Regions from separate parts of the Homo sapiens genome. Here region 1 is linked to region 2. The links are chromatin contacts, found by Hi-C or POLR2A ChIA-PET in ENCODE. All regions are on one chromosome and are shown on one strand. Each heading gives the region's core, a stretch centred on a gene start or an enhancer-like site at or near the end of the contact. The rest is flanking DNA. Distances are from core to core; before and after follow the strand shown. Region 1 overlaps LOC105369574 (a long non-coding RNA gene). Region 2 overlaps ADAMTS15 (ADAM metallopeptidase with thrombospondin type 1 motif 15).

Region 1 (5,869 bases), core at 2,518-5,017, 49 kb before region 2:
TCTTTCATCAGGTCCATACTGGTTTTACGTATTTTCTGTATTTTATTTATCACATATATTTTATCACATGTAATATATAGTATAAATAATGTAGATATAACCAGGTGACCTTGTGGAGAAAAAAAAAATAATTCCATTGCTAAATAAAAGCTTGAAAAACATGACTTAATCAGAGTAAGGTCTGCTTGCATCACTGCCTGTAGTTTACAAAGCTCTACCAGGCCAGTGTACTGTGAGCAGCCAACCACAGGATGGCCTCTCTGGGTGAGGCAGGGCGGGGGAGCCCAAAGACATTTACTTGGCACCACCTGCTTCCCCTTAACTCTCTCTTTCTCTCTCTCTCTCTCTTTACTCCCACCCCAGAGAATAGTTTGCAACCACTGAACCAGAAAATCTGTATGGTTCCTCCAAATTCCATGTTGAAAGTTTCCTAGATTCCAGTAATTTTTGAACAAGTGAAGGAATTTGCTATGGCTCGAATGTCTGTCCCCTCCAAAACTTTTATTGAAACTTACAAATTGCCATTGTAACAGTGTTGAGAGGTGGGACCCCTAAGAGGTGATTAGACCACGAGGGCTCTGTCTGTGAATGGACTAATGCCATTAATGAGGGTGGGTTCCTTATAAAGGATGAGTTCAGCCCTCTCTCTTGCCCTCTCTCACCCTCCCCTTGCCCTTCTGCCATACGACGCCTTCTGCCACATTTCGACCCAGTAAGAAGGCCTTCACCAGATGCTGGCACCTTGGAATTGGACTTCCCAGCTTCCAGAACTGTGAACCAATACATTTCTATTTGTTATAATTGTCCAATCTGAGGCATTCTGTTATAGCAGCACAGATGGACTAAGAATTAATGAAAGGTAAAATAGATAGATAGATGGAATGGGTGAGCAGAATGCTGATATTTTCTGGGGTCTAAAATTTAAAGAATTCTCAATTGTTTCAAGCTATTGCTGAGAAATATTAGAATATGTTGAAATTAGATTTTAGTCCACAGTTGCATAGATGAGCTTCAAAGAGGATTCTCTGACTGTTTGTTTTGTTTTGTTTTAAATGTGGCTACCCATCCCCTTTCTTGGAGGCCAAGTGAGATCTTTCAGGTGAGAATCACAACAGCCAAGTATTTCTAGCAGAGAAGAAGACATGGTGGGAAATAACACCAGGTGATCACCAAGCCTTTCTTTCACCAGTTGGTCATCCCAGACTTACTTTCAACACCTGAAGAAAATCACTTGTCCCTAATGAAGTTGTTTAATCATCAGCCTTAACATTGGTATTCAACATTTAAACCTTATCTTCTGTGACTATGTCACCACCATTTATGGTTTGGTTTTGGTTGGCTTTTTGTTTTCGTTTTTGAGACAGGGTCTGGCTCTGTCACCCAGGCTGGAGTGCAGTGGCATGTCTAGGCCCACTGCAACCTCCATCTCCCCGGTTCAAGTGATCCTCCTACCTCAGGCTCCCGAGTAGCTGGGACTACAGGCACGCACCACCACGTCAGGCTAATTTTTTGTTGTTGTTTGTTTGTTTGGTAGAGACAGAGTTTCATCATGTTTCCCAGGCTGATCTCGAACTCCTAGGCTCAAGCAATCCGCCCTCAGCCTCCCAAAGTGCTGGAATTACAGGCATCAGCCACTGCGCCCAGTCTATGTTCTTAAGAATATAAAAATGAAGCTTGTCCTGTGCTTTGTTCGTTTGTAGGAATAACAACCTTCTCTTATTCTGCCCCCCCCCAAAAAAGCATTTTATATAAAAAAATTCAGATTGTTTTCCCCCAGGATTATGTAAAGCATTTTCAATTCTTGTTTTGATAAATGTCACCTAAATCTTAAAATATTAGGGCTTCAGTTTGGGTATTTTTTTCAGTAGTGAATAAGTAAGTAGGCCTCTTGATTAAAAATGTTTGTGTCTGGTATTTTTTCTCTTAATTGACGGGTTTATGTTACTCATCTTTTAAATATGAAAGGTGCGTGAAATACACCAGATGGGTTCCCAACTTGCCAAAGCTCAAGCTACAAAATCAGTAAGCACGGCGCTGCTCTGAGAGGTGGAGTGGGTGACTTCTGAGGGGTTTCTCCACATCGCTGTTTGAAGACCCCTGTATGCTAATGTTCTTTAAGCATCCCTCCAACTGTAAAATTTTATGATTCTACTGTCCCTGAGTAGCTAAAATTGGGTAAGAAAAGGAAATAAGTGTTCCAAGAACCAAATGAGGAATCAGAAAGCCACACTGATTCCTGGTTCGTTAAAGCAGCCATGTTTACCTTGTAGCCATGTTTACCAAGGTAGCCAAGTTTACCCTGGACCCCCATAACTCAATGTTCTGCACCTGCAAAATAGAGAAAGGAGGGGATGAATGAGGGTCTAAACGGAAAAACACCGTCCTTTCTCTCAGTGGTTCTGCTGTGCCTCTCTCAAAGCACCACACCCACCCCAATACCAAATGCCAGGCAGAGTTACATGCACAGTGGAAAGCTGATAAAGCATGACATCAGTAGGGGCCGGGTGAGCTGGGGACAGAAGACAGGACAGGGCAGGAAGCAGAAATCCCAGAATTCGATAGGCAGAGTAATGGAATGGCTCCAAACCATCTTCCCGAACCTCAGATGTGCCAATTTGATTGGATGCAGTTAAAGAGAACAAAAGAATATGCCAATAAAAGCCAAAACAAAAGATGAAGCTACAGCACAGCTTTTCCAAAGGGCTGCCCTGGCCACACGGGCAAGAAGGGGGCCAGCAGCCCCAAGAGCAGGTCCAGAGTCCACCGAGCACCCCGCTCCTGCACCGCTGCTCCCCACAGCTCAGCTGTGCCTCCTGCACCTTGAACCCATTCAAGAAGACTTTTGGGTTTTTCTGTTTGTGTTTGTTTTTGACGGAGTTTGACAAATTGTTATATGAAAAGAACCAAAGAAGAAAAGGGAAAAAATTATTTATTCAGCCTTAAAGAAAAAAAGGATCTATCCTTTTAATTGAGGCAGACAAAGACCTTTCAAAATCCATTCAGTCGTAGCGTCAGCTCTCATGCCACCCATGTTCCGCATGCCTCCCCTGTTCCTGCTGCAGCCACTTCACTCGCCCTGCTCACACCCACCCCTCCCTGCCCCCAGGGCTGCCCTGACTCACCATTCCCCTGGCCTCAAACCCACACACATCCATCTGAAACAAACACATACGAGGACCCAGCAAACACACACTCTCTCACATATACACACACAGATACAGCTACCCCATCCCTCACTCAACTTTCCGACAGCTAGCAGAGATGTCAGCCAGGATACCCAGCTTGTCCCACACCCTCTTCCAGTGAAGCCACCCTGGGCTCAGCCCCTGTGGAGGGGCAGCTGTGCATGACCATTATTCCACCTGGCAACCCCACCCTAGCCGCAGCCACCTGAGCTACAGCAAATGACCCTGAATGTGGCTGGGTGAGAGGGAGGGTGAGCAGGTTCATTTACCTCCTACACATTGCAGGTGAGGGACTTAGGCCGCATTCATTCCCTCCTCACTCCCTCCCTGGGCTGAGATGCATGTAACTGGCTCCATCTCACACACTCCTGGATTGCCTCTTTTATCCTCCTGCTGCAGCCTTTTTCTTTGGAAGAGCAAGTGCCAGAAGATAAGCTTCTGAAACAAGTCAGATTCTTTCTGGGAGCGGTATTCCCACCAGCCTGGAGTGCTTTCACACAGCTTGGTGTCCTGAACAGGCGTGTGCAGTCTGTGGAAGGAAGTGTGATAACAAAGGAATGCAGCTCTGGACCACAGGCCCCCAGGGAAGGGGAGAGAGGAAGAGAAAGGAGGAAGAGCAGAGCCACAGGTCAGGAGTCATTATGCCTTGGTGACACCATCTGCCTGTGACACTGAAGTCACACTCGATGGTAGGGCTTTGAATGCTGGACTCCACAGAACCCACCAAGTATTGGGCTGAAAATCAGCTACAGTTCTGGTCCTCAGTAACCAGGAAAGTCTCCTGAGATACTATTACAGGGTAACCAGTGATTGCGGCACCAAAGTCCTGCTCCCTGCAGCCTCCCCAAATTCCAGCCCTCCCGTTGGATTGGCCTTGGGAATGTGATCTGTTAAAATGCTACCCCTTCCTCTCATTACCTATGTGACATAAAGATCTTGAGAGTGAGTCTTAACTCTCACCTTTGGAGAAATTTGAAACACAAGAAATTACCTCCTTTCTGTTTTTGGAACAGCTGTCATTTCTGCTGGTGAAATCTCAGGTCTTTGGAGTTTCCTAAAGACCCTGGTCATGGAGCCCTTGACAAAGTTCCTAGGCTGCAATAAAGAGATTACATGGAGAGGAAGAAAATTTGCAGGGTAGCAGAAAGACATGGATAGTAAACTGTGTATTGATTTTGCTTTAACTTACCACATCTTCGGCCATTCCCATGCAAACTTTTTCTGGAGAGCTCATAACATGCAAAGGCAACGGCACAAGTTTAATCTTCCTTCATCCCCCAGTGGCAGGATTAGAAAGCCATGAACTGGCCAAAGATCAGACAGAAAGAAAGGGAAGGAGGCAAAGCAAATGGCCTGAGTTATCCCTCCCTGGACCATTCCAGTACCCTAACTAATCAAGAACTGGCCCCTTTTAAAAAGATGAACTTTCTCAGCCTGTATTGGGGCCAAAGCCAAATTTTCTTGTTCTGGTAAATCAGTATTGTTTGAATTCCAAAGAGGCTCAAAACCCACATCGCCATGCAGGTTCCCCAATCATCCCCTCTGACTCTACAAGGTAAATCCACAGACGGAGGAGTTCCTAGGCAACCCAAAGTAAATGCACCAAAGGATCAAGAAAATAATGGTCTGTGAGAGCTCCATTTTTAATTTGCAACCCTACTACCGAGTATATACCCAAAAGAATTGAAAACAGGATCTTCAAAAGATATCTGCACTCCCGTGTTCACTGCAACAAGGTTAAGAAGAGTCAAGTTATGGAAACGACCCAAATGTCCATCAAGAGATGAATGGATAAAGAAAATGTGGTACACACACACAATAGAATTTTTCAGCCTGAGAAAAGAAGGAAACCCTGCCATTTTCGACAACATGGATGAACCTGGAAGACATTATGCTAAGTGAAATGAGCCAGGCACAGAAGGACAAATACTGCATGATTCCACTTGGATGAGGTATCTAAAATAGGCTCATAGAAGCAAAGAATAAAAAGGTGGTTGCCGGGGGCCGAAGGGAAGGGAAATGGGGATCCGTTGCCCAATGGGTATAAAGTTACAGTCATACAAGTGAATTAGTTCTAGAGATCTGCTGGACAGCATTGCACAGTCAACAATACTGTATCATGCACTTAAAATTTTATTAAGAGGGTATGTCTCCTGTTAAGTGTTCTTTCCCTTAAAAAAAGGAATGGGGGGACACAAGTGAACTTTTGAGATGATAGCTGTGTCTATTACCTTGGTTGTGGTAATGGTGTCAAAGGGGCATGCATATGTTCAAACTCATCAAATTGGATACATTAAATAGGTGCAGTTTTTGTATGTCAATTATAAACCTGTTTAAAAAGAAAAAGAAAAGAATAGTCTAAGTGGCCCTGAGTGTTTTAACTTGAGGCCTACTCAATGAGACAGTATGATTTCTGCCATTTGTCAAGGCAGGAAAAAACTGAAACAGTCAGAGACTAAGTGGCCCCTTTCCTCCTGCTCAATTCATTGCCTCTGATGTACACAATATGAGACAAGAAGAGGCTATTGACAGGAAGCTCTCTCAGAGGAAGTGGAATCCCCTTCACAGATAGGCAATGACTTCTCTTTTCCCTCAAAGAGAAATGGTGTCTGTTTCCAGGGAAGGGGCTGAAGAAACTGATCAAGAATTTAAAAGATGGCTTCTCCCAAAAGTGGCCAGAAAAA
Region 2 (5,418 bases), core at 1,778-4,277:
ATAGAGATTAGGCAACAAGGAGATTTAGCCAGATTGCTTCAGGAAGGTTTTCTTGCCCAGATATAATACATAAAATAAACCTCTCATTCAGAAGATCTTCGGTTTTTGTCAACCTAAGTCCCATCCGCTTGCCAATCCAGTCCACAGTGTGTTACACATTAAAGCCACAGGCTTCCTTATGGGTAACATATGTTGCTGAGACACGTGGAGCCATAATATCTCGTAACCCAGTGATACTGTCCCTAGAGTTAATACAACTCCACTAACATATGTTTCTGCTATTCCCATCCTGAGATACCAGTATTGAAATATATTATGCACAATGTACAGTTAATTGAAAGATACAGGGGGTATATTAAAAAATAAATCTGTTTCTACGACCTCTGCTAAAGTACATTTGAAATACCATATCGTTGATTTCACACTAGTGTACGTGAACTATCTCTGTTGTTTTTTCTGGTCTCTATTTTTTCCTTTCACTCGCCCATGTCTTCTTGGTGCCATGCTAACCACACCACACTAAGGCTGGAGGTTGAGGGATGTGATGCCAGGAACTAAGGCAGTGGGTAAGGAGGCGTGGTTGGAAGTGAGAGCAACAGGAGAAACCATCAGTCATCTCATCCCTCTGAATCCTGGCAGTACCATATTTTAGAAACTTAATCCCAAGAGGAAGTCAAGTACATCCGCCTTTCCCCTGCCCTTGTTGCATGCTCATATCTCTGAGTCAAGGAATGGCCTAATTTTATACTTCTTTTGTAAAGCAAGGAAGTCGTTGAGATGGAAAACATTAATCTGCATTTCCTCTGACATTGCTTTTATTGTCATACGCTGCACACGGTTAGCACTCAAGACCAGCTCATACTTCTCCTAGATATTTCTAGAATTTATGTCATCCTCTCCAATCCACTTACACTGCCAGGCTTTCATGGTCTTAAATCTGGATTATTGCAGGAGCCTCTTACTTGGTCTTTCTGCCAACAGTCTTTTCCTATCCCAGTCCATGCTTACTACCAGCTCACTGGAGTGGTGAGCTAATTACAGTCTGATTTAAAATATTTCCATGGCTCTCTGCTGCCTGTCAAACAAAGCAAAAACTCCCTAATGCAACATAGAAGGCCCTCCATGATCAGACCCCAGCCCAGCCTAGGCTTCAAGCCCACCACTCTCTCATGTATTCTACAGTCCAGCCACATCAAGCTGTTTTCATTCCTGACCTCCATGCCATCGTACGTGCTGGCCACACTTCCAGGAATCTCCTTATCTGCCCAACAAATTCTATTCATTCTTCAAAACTCAGCTCAAGAGCATCATTTCCTCTGACTCCTTCCCAGGTCCACTCAGTGATTCCTGCAATTGCTTCGTGTATAATTCCCATAGATCTAGAAGCATACCTCTGTTGGAGCACTTCTCATGCGCCATCATAATCATTTTCTCATGTCCATCTCCCCCAAAAAAATGTTTCTCGAGGAGTAGGCTAAGCGGTTCATTCTACAACTTCTTCAGTAAATACAGGGCTCGGAGTCCTGATGCTGCCATTTACAAGTCGGGGGAATATCTAAAGGTCCCTAACATCTTTGATCCTCAGCTTCCTGATACACGAGGAGGGGCAGTGATAGAATATAATTCATAATGTTGTTATGAACAATAAATACAATAAGAGAAGTAAAGACCTTAATAGAATGCTTATATATAGTTAATGCTGGGTGATGGCTATTATCATTATATGATTACTGTGTGCCAAGCACTTAGTGCCAAGACAATTAAAGCCTGCCCTCGAGGTCTTTAGGGTATAGCCAAAGAGACGGACAAGCAATTCGCTCAATGTCAGAAGACGCAGAGGGTGCCATGAGAGCTCAAGATGGGGCACCTGCTGTCACTAAATGTCACACCTGCTGGAAAGATTGAAAGCGGACGAATCTGAAACAAGGGAAAACAGGTACAGACTACGGATATACTCCAGTGAGACATGATGCTGGCCTGCACTACAGCAGCAGCAGTGGGAAGGAAGAAAGGGACCAAGTTTGAAGATATCCTGGAGGTGGAATCAAGTCATGTGACTGGATGAATAATGAGATGTTTGGGGTGGTCTGTGTGGGGTTGGTGGGGAGTCTGGGTGAACACAGGTGGGTGGGAGGGTTATGTATGCAGACGCAGAATCCACTGATGTGTTGGTTTTAACTGAGCAGTGAGATAGCACGTGATCCCCAAGGAAAGCGTATGAAATGCGTGAGCTGAGCAGAGGGCTGCAAGGAGCAGCAGCACCGGGCAGGCGGTGAAGATCAAACAGGACCATGTATGCAGACAGACAGTGCCTACACTGAGAAGCGTCCCCACATTTCCACCGGAGACAGGCTCCTTCATCCCTCTTGGTTTACTGTGTGTTCCCAAGGAAGCCTCTGCGTCACAAATACTCATTGACCACTGACTGTGTCCCAAGCCCTGGGCTCTGGGTGCTGTGTGTAACTGCAGCTTCAGAACCAGGTTCCCATGCACTGCAGACTCAGCCCAGGGAGGGTGCTTAGAAAAGCCATGTCATCCTCCTGAACACATTTCCAGAGCACTCTCAAAGGCTCTTTTCTCAAAATCCTCAACAACAACAAAACCACATCAGGAGTATCTGCTCAATTACCCATGGCAGAGATTCGGGGTACTCCCTGCTGAGGCCAGAATCCCAGTCCCCTGAGGTCATCTGAACTGTTGGTCAGATGTCTGGGACAGCAGTGGCTTAAGGCCCTGGACACTGTCTGGGACCGTGGCTAGGTACAGGAACGGGGAATGATACGAAGGCAATTGTTTCTAACAGCCTAGGAGTACAGCTAAAATCTCATCAAATTCCAGCCATTCCCCATGACAATATTTTCACCCTTTTCCCAAATCCAGTTTTTCACGAGGAGATTCCCTCCTCTCTTCATCTCCCTCTATCTTACCCTTTCTGCTAAAATTGTTCTCCTTTGGAAACAAATAGTTCTGTTTCTTCTTTGGAATGCCTCGGGAGGTCAGGAACTCTTATCTCCTCCTTCACAACATTCTGGTCACTGCTTGGAACGTGACTTACGTTACTGACCACAGCTCAGGAGAGCAAAACAAAGGCAGGGCTGCCCAGCTGAGCACGAAGGGGTGGGCCTGAAGGGAGGGGAAGGTGAAGGCTGAGTTTCTGGCTGCCCTCTCCCTCCCCAGTTTCATGCTTTGGAGCAGCAAACATTTCACTGCTGCCTTCTCACAGCTGCCGGGGGCTGAGGGGTGACACCATGGCAGTGATGAAGGGGGATGTTCTGCTCTTCTGGGATTTGTTGCTGGGATTGCAGGCTTCAGGGCTGACTCATCCATGAGGGCTGGAGACAAGCCAAGGAGCAAAGGAAAGACACTTGGGGTCACACGCGCTGCCCTTGGCCACGCCAGCTCAGCCTGCTGGGGGCTCGCCAGGGTTCACTGGGCAGGCAGAGCACGACCCAGGGGTCGACACCTTTTTGTAATTATCAAGGTTTTTTCTCACTGGGGCAAGAACGCATTCCCCTCCAGAGGATGGATTACAAAGCAAATCGTTCCTACCTCTCTTCAAAGGCCAGCAAATTTAGGAAACTGCTGCTTCCTTCTCCAGAAACTTTAAAATGCAGCCAAGCTTGTTGCCCGCCACACACCCCATTGCCTTACCTGGAGCTCTCCTGAGCCTCCAGGCGCCGCTGTAGTTGGGACCCAGCCTCCTCTGCTTCCTCTTTAATTTGCTGATCCCCAAAGCAGCCCAGAGGACCTTTTCCTTAGAAAGGTTTTACTGGCAATTGCTTCAATGGAAAACAAAAAGGATTACAAAAATAACCCCAGGAATATGACAACATTTTGAGCAATTTTAGAAAGATCTTACAATTGCTGACTTCCAGTTTATACATTAACCCAGACCCCTGCAGTTCCCTTCTGGGCCTTCTGCTAGCTCATAGACTCATGCAGCCTCTTCTGGCTAGTTCTTCCTTCTTCCAGAACCTTCTATCAAGTGCTGAAACTTTGTCCAACCTCCCCACATCCCTCACCCACATGCCTGAAGGGGCAGCTCTCGCAGCTCAAGAGGAAGTCATTCCCCATGGCCTTGCCCTGCTGGAAAGTCAACAGGAGAAACCCCTTCATCTCTGAACCCCAAACTGAAAACAAACCATCAGCTAGCAAAATCTAAACCATAACTGGGCCTAGAAACCCAGACTGCTAAAGCTGAACGTGCCCTAATAGAACACTGAATCTACCCTTCTCACTTTGCAGGTAGGAAATGAGGATTCCAAGAGAGGATCTCAGACCCGCGACCAACACGAGTTTCTAGATGTTCTTTGCAATGCGTCACACCTCTCCCACGCCTGTATATTTGCTAACATTTCCAGACCAGCACAAAACTAGGAAGAGAGAAACATTCTCTCTCCAAAGAGAAGGAACCTTTCCCTCGGGACACTTGGGGTTTCCTCCTAAGGCAGGAGACTGGAAGCCCACAGGACAGGGGCCCCTCTGGCCTCTCCCGTGCCTCGTCCCTTCACCCACGCACGGCCCCAGAGCTTCTCTCAAGCACTCCTGAAACCCCGCCCCAGCGGCCCCCAGGACTGGGCCTTCTGCTTGTCTGCTACAAGGCCCGTCCCCTTTTAACAGGGCTGCTGTCTCACCCTTCAATCTGTTTCGTTGTCCCTTCCTCTGAGGGGCTTTCCCTGATCACTCTCTCCCACACCCAAGCTTTTTTTTCTTCGTTTCTTTTTTCAGCTCCTTCTCTCTGAAAAAGTTCAAATGCGATCAAACGCCCACATCCAAGCTCCCACTCTCAGCATCAGTTGGTGTCTCCTTCACTTGTAGCACGATCTGCCACAACTCTCTGCTTGCTGACTTGAGCTCTGCCTCCTCAGCTAACCTGGGAGCTGCACAGGACCAGGACTGTGCCTGTCAAGGTCACTGCTGTCTCCATAGCTCCTAGCACAGTGGCTGGCGAAGCTGGGCATTCCATGGATGTGAGGAATGCATGCATGAATGAGAAGCAGTCACAGAGGCAGGACACAGGTTTTAAATACTTACAGCTTTATTAGGAGAAGGCTGTGGTCACCTCAGCAGCCAGCTCCCTTGTATACACAGTATACACAGCCCAGCCAGCACCCAGGTCCTTCCATCCTTCTGCAGTACATGGAGTGCAAAAGAACCAAACACAACGGCGGGGAGGGAGGGTCTACCAATGAGTGTCAGTGTCTAGTGCTTCCGGGAGCCAACTGCCAGGCTAGGGACACTCAAGTCCCTCAAACTGTCATCAGCTCCTGCCAGACCCCACTCCAGCATGTCGAGGTTCATATGAGAGTGTTTGGGCCAGACTCCTCCAATCAGTGCACGCGATGGGCAGAGGAGGCTAGGGAATCCTGAGCCCAAAGCTGTATTGGTCCATCCCCCTCAAGAAGTTGTTGGAGCTTT

What was found. A loop is a pair of places that touch in the nucleus more often than their neighbours do. ChIA-PET counts read pairs that join two places held with the same protein, here RNA polymerase II (POLR2A). Pooled maps may share reads with other maps.
Region 1: a loop to region 2 is called in a map of PC-9, with 2.5 times the contacts of the local background. The contact joins two enhancer-like sites. A Hi-C loop is called at or near these places in 21 of 168 maps with a recorded cell type or tissue (IMR-90, PC-9, Right ventricle myocardium inferior and 10 more), 1 of 37 single-sample maps with no recorded cell type and 17 of 50 pooled maps. POLR2A ChIA-PET finds 5 or more read pairs at or near these places in 4 of 52 experiments (AG04450, BJ, WTC11 and 1 more).

The regions. Positions count from the first base shown.
Region 1 is chr11:130,525,694-130,531,562 of GRCh38, reverse strand. It overlaps LOC105369574 (a long non-coding RNA gene), which reads right to left. Exons shown (of 5, transcript XR_007062953.1): 2 at 2,264-2,328. Among named protein-coding and RNA genes, the nearest start is that of ADAMTS15, 80 kb to the right of the region's middle. Within about 2 kb of position 3,767, at least 6 of the 41 ENCODE cell types and tissues checked have a DNase peak (open chromatin) inside an H3K27ac peak, as active enhancers do; they include PC-9, heart left ventricle and heart right ventricle, where a contact is called at or near this core.
Region 2 is chr11:130,476,244-130,481,661 of GRCh38, reverse strand. It overlaps ADAMTS15 (ADAM metallopeptidase with thrombospondin type 1 motif 15), which reads right to left. Exons shown (of 8, transcript NM_139055.4): 8 at 5,017-5,418. Among named protein-coding and RNA genes, the nearest start is that of ADAMTS15, 30 kb to the right of the region's middle. RefSeq lists an enhancer at 2,776-3,975. Within about 2 kb of position 3,027, at least 24 of the 41 ENCODE cell types and tissues checked have a DNase peak (open chromatin) inside an H3K27ac peak, as active enhancers do; they include PC-9, heart left ventricle and heart right ventricle, where a contact is called at or near this core.